Linked DNA regions of Homo sapiens: region 1 is linked to region 2. The links are chromatin loops, found by intact Hi-C in ENCODE. Cell type or tissue: OCI-LY7. All regions are shown on one strand.

Region 1 (2,500 bases), 220 kb before region 2:
GTGAAAAGGGGCAGCATTATTAATTATGGCCACTATTAATTACGGTCCTTGGCCATAAATCAGGACCGTCCAGGCAAACCTGGGTAATAGTCACCCTGCCTCTGGTCTTGATACCTGACCAAGGTAATGGAGAATTGGATCCGCCAGCTCATGTGCTGTTGCTTAAGTGGAAGGGAATGTGCAAATTATGTCCTGCTATTCTAAGTGAAAGGACTTGCCCAAGGTCATGCAACAAGTTGGCAATGTAATATTTTAAAACTGGACGAGATGTTGAAAACATGGTAAAGTTAGCACTAGAGCTTAATTAACTGGAGTATGAGTTAGGGAACATTTGGCTATGCTGATGTCTACTACTGAAGGGAAAGGAGGTGGAGGTCAAGGTCAGGTGTGTATGGAGCAGGTGGGGGTGGCAGTGGCAGGGCATTCACGTGGCTCTACTATGTCGGCACCATCATCAGGCCCTGTCCCTTTGAAGTCCGGGAGATGCCACTAGGCCCAGTGCAACTTGGATGATATTTAATGGCCAAGAGCAGAGACTTCTGGGACCTGACTTTTCCTGCTCTCCACTTTACTTTAGCTCTGGGCTTCAAAGGGACTATTGGCTGGGAGTGGTGAAAGTTTAGTGGATAATCCTGCTGAAGAATTTTGGAAGGCCTTGAGGAAGGAATTAAAAATAACAGTAAGCATGCCTTTTCTTTCTCTTTGATTGTGGTCAGTGCATGGAATGTGCCAGGGCCGCTGCGGAGCAAGCACGTGGCCCCGAATAACCCCTCCCTGCCAACGGAATTCTGCAGAGAACATGTAAGGGCTGTGCTGTTTCACTCCTGCTTTGGGCTCTCAGGGTTTGTTTCCGCGATCATCCAAACCTCATCCTCCTTCTCTTGCCCCAGATAATTTATTGGAAGTCTGGAGAGGGACTTGAGTTCTCTCAACTCTCCAACCAGACTGTTGCTGTGGGCGAGGCCATGTCGGGTGAGCTCCAAGGAGAGCAGTTGGAATGACAGAGAGGAACGGTTTCAGCCTGAGAAATGTGAAATATAAATTCAAACCAAACTTGGCACCTGTTTGGAGAGCTTCAGCTGATACTACAGTGCCCCTGTCGTTAGCCTTTGTGGCTCAGCTGGGTCTTATAAATAGAACACGATGCATTTCCCCTTTTGCTACCCCACAGACACGCGGAGGCATGTGTGGGGGTGGCATGGACAGAGAGTATTCATTACTTATGCTCCAGTGCATCAGATAGTCATCGTGGGAACTGAGCCCTGGTGTCATGGGGATGACTAGGCCATCTTGTGGGTAAGGCTGGAAGCGGCTTTTGAGTCTCCTGAGTTACAGCTCTTCTTACCCTTGCCAGCCTCCCTTCCCCAGCTGAGGCCCTCAGTCCTTCATGCCTGTGTGCCGCAGTAAGCCAGTTGGCCCCTTCCGTCGTGAGTCCATCCCACATTCTGTATCGGAGCCCAGCATTGCTGTATCAGGATGCTTTTGGCCAAAAGTGACTTGAAACCCAACAAATAGCTTCAATCATAAGAGGGCTTATTACTTCCACTAAGAAGGCTAGAAGCAGGAAAGTCAGGCATCAGAAGGTCTCAGGAGCCTTACATCTTTCCTCCTGGCCATATTCTCTTCAAGCTTGTCTCCTGTTGGTCCAAGGGTGGCCACAACTGTTGCAGATATTACCGTCTATAAACGTTGCATCCAAGGGCAGAAAAGGGCTCCTATTCCTTGGGGGTCTCTTTAGGAAGAAAACCTTCCCCGGGAGCCTCCTGGTATCTTGTTGGTCAGTATTGTATCACATGCAGTCAATGACAGAAATAATGGACCCTCAGAAGCCTCTCGAGGTCAAGGGCCCAGGCTATTCCTTTGACTCATCAGGGTGATTAGTATGGAGGTAGGTGCTTAGTAAATTTTATTTGGGTTAGTGCAAAAGTAATGGCAGTTTTTGCCATTGAAAATAATGGCAAAAACTGCCATTACTTAGGCACCAACTTACTGATTAATGTTTGTTGGTTGCTGGTTTCCTTCGCTAAGTGAGACTCCTGAACACTTACTGATGATGTCTTGCTGACTTCTGAGGACATGATGGTAAGTCTGCCCTCATGGAGCTTGCAGTCAGGTGGAGAGATAGTGCTATAATTGTGTTTGGAGTATCTCCTGAGTAGATTGTGGCAGTCTGGTAGCTTTGGAAGAGGTGTTAAATTGAGGCCCAAGGAGACAAAAGGACCTGAGAAACAGAGCAGGGGGACTGTCTGGGCCTCTGAATGCCATGCCCAGGGCCACACATTTTGTGATGCAAGCCAGGTTGTTTCAGGTTTCAAGCAGTTGCGATTTCTGTCTCCACCCCTCCACCAGTCTTATTTTCCTGTTGACAAAATGATAACAACTTGCCCTAGGGTTTGAAGTGGGGGCAGGGCACAGCGCTGAGAGCCTCCTCCCTCAGGGGAAATTTTCTAAAGTTTCTCACTGTGTTCTAGCTTCAAAACCATATGCAGTTTAATTGCAT
Region 2 (2,500 bases):
TAGTGCTGTGAGTGTTACCCACAGAAGAAAAGCCATTTATAATTAGGTACGACATTACTTTTGTGACCACGTGTACCTCAAGGAGAAGGAAATAGACATGCCTTGTTTGCATCCTGTATCCTTGCCCAGATTAAATAAAGTGGACAGTTGAGGGCAGTTATTTGGAGATTTGGTTTAAGAAATGCTATTGGTCGACTACAGTGGCTCATGCCTGTAATCCCAGCACTTTGGGAGGCTAAGGCAGGTGGATCACGAGGTCAGGAGTTCGAGACCAGCCTGACCAACATGGTGAAACCCTGTCTCTACTAAAAATACAAAAATTAGCCGGGTGTGGTAGTGCACACCTGTAATCCCAGCTACTCAGGAGGCTGAGGCAGGAGAATCACTTGAACCTGGGAGGCGGAGGTTTCAGTGAACCGAGATTGTGTCACTGCACTCCAGCCTGGGTGACAGAGCGAGACTCCGTCTCAAAACAACAACAACAACAACAACAAAAAACCATGCTATTAAAAAGTAAAAGGAAGATTTGGGATATCTGTTAAAGACCTTACCTAAACGTATCTATGCTTATCTAGCATACATTCTGTAGATATTTTTGTAGCCTTCTTCACTTTGACCTTAGGCACAGACCCTTTATAAATGCTTATGTCAAAGAAATAGATGGATCATGAACAAATCTGTCCAATTCCTACAACATTTTAACAACTGCATCAGATCACCCTCAAAACTAAGACACTTAATTGAAAGGAAAACAGTTAGGTTGCTCACAATACTTCTAACCTCCTTTTTAAAAAGTTGCGAAGCCTACATATTTTGACTCCATTTTTATGAAATGTCCAGAATAGATACATCAGGAGAGACAGAAAGTAGATTACTGGTTGCCTGGAACTAGTGGGAAGAGGGAATGGGGAGCAATTGCTAATGGGTATGAGGTCTCATTTTCGGGGGATGCACATGTTCTGGAATTAGATAGTGGTGATGGTTGTGAATATACTGAAAACCACTGAATTGTACACTTTAAAGGGGTGAATTTTATGGTATATGCATTATATTACAATTTTTAAAATCACAAAAGACTAGAAATTATTAGTAATACCATATTCCCTACGTGCCAAATTATTTTTTAGCCTCAAATCATAGAATCCCAAAGCTTGGGCATGGTTCCTCAAGAGACCATTAAGTCTAACATGCATTTTGTGAATAGAGAAACTGACTTCCATAGAGGTGAAGTGACTTACCCAAGGTCACACACAGCAGTCGAGAGGAGAGCTGGCACCTAGGTGTCCTGACAACTATCTAGTGCCCCTTGCCACCACCACTATGTGGCCCACTCTCATGGTTTATCAAGCATGTCAACAATAACTAATTTGAATTATTTAAAATGAGGAATAAGTGGTTCAGACAAGAGGCTTTTATTTTTTTCTAATGAAAGCATAAATTATTCTTACAGATAAGAGAATCTCTGTGAAGGAGTAGATAAATTTGTTGTGGTAAATTTACCAGGCCCAAACTGAGATTTACCTGTAAATGTCCCTAGAGGAAAGTGGCCACATTAACAGACCAAGGGAGCCCTCTACCTGTGTATTTGTAGTATAGATTTCATTGACAAAATCCTTGACCTGGAAAGCTAAAAAGAAATTAAGACCAGGTATTCTATCTAGTCCTTTGCCCACCTTGGTTGGCTTCCAGCATTATTTTTAAGAAAATGTGTCTGAGGATGTATTTGTGGGAGCAATGGGATACACGGAGGAAAATCTACACAAAGTTCCTTTTCTGTGAATAAAAGGGACTGATTAGCAGCCTAAATAAAAGATCCAAATATATTTTTTTCCAGTGAGAATTTCATTAAAATAATTATTTCCAAAGAACTTTAAACTCCTTTGAGGATATAAAATGTTAGTAAGCATTTTTGTTCATCCAGCATGAAAGTTTCATTGTTTCTTTGTTTCAGCGAAAGATAGGGTTGAATGTAAAAATCTTGCAGGATCCTGAAAACATCCACCACAGAGCTGCTGTAAATGCGAACTATGGAATCAGTTTGCCATATATTAATCAGAGAAAAGCATGTGTAAGTAATGAGTTGTTTTAATGAGCTCTTATTTTTTTAAGAAATAAAAGTCATTTATTAGTAGTGTAAGATGTAATGTAGATGTTAAGTAAAGATTGTGATCCTTTTGTCTTTGGAATTTTTTGGAGATGAAATGGCTCTCATTCTGTTTATAATTAGCAATGATTAAGAAAATGTAAGCCTGTTTTTGAAGACTTATTTGTAGCTCATTCAGATTTCTCTATTTTATTTGATATTCCTAAATAATCTAGTACCATAATTTTAACGAGGAAATAATTTACCAGCAAAAAGAATTAATAGAGAAATTTTAAATATTGTATTTCTTTGATAGTAGGCTTACCACTAGAAAAATCCAAATAAAACAACAGCACAGAATCCTCTTCCATTGTGTATACTGTCATAATATGCAAATATTTGAGAATATTATTCTAA

Evidence for each region. A loop is a pair of places that touch in the nucleus more often than their neighbours do. Peaks named below come from ENCODE experiments on the same cell type or tissue, not always from the same donor. Only the 100,000 strongest peaks of a DNase experiment are listed, where the experiment ranks them.
Region 1: it touches region 2 in a loop (11-fold over the local background); 2 of 110 quality-filtered maps call a loop at or near these places.

What each region holds. Positions count from the first base shown.
Region 1 is chr15:67,080,020-67,082,519 of GRCh38, forward strand. All of the region lies in intron 1 of SMAD3 (SMAD family member 3), which reads left to right. Among named protein-coding and RNA genes, the nearest start is that of SMAD3, 16 kb to the left of the region's middle. RefSeq lists an enhancer at 2,184-2,323. In OCI-LY7, CTCF peaks have their summits at 1,290 and 1,493; DNase peaks (open chromatin) are centred at 1,202 and 2,342; H3K4me3 peaks cover 2,267 bases; H3K27ac peaks cover 2,500 bases.
Region 2 is chr15:67,302,388-67,304,887 of GRCh38, forward strand. The region is part of intron 4 of IQCH (IQ motif containing H); the gene reads left to right. Among named protein-coding and RNA genes, the nearest start is that of IQCH, 49 kb to the left of the region's middle. In OCI-LY7, CTCF peaks have their summits at 1,556 and 1,762; a DNase peak (open chromatin) is centred at 1,564.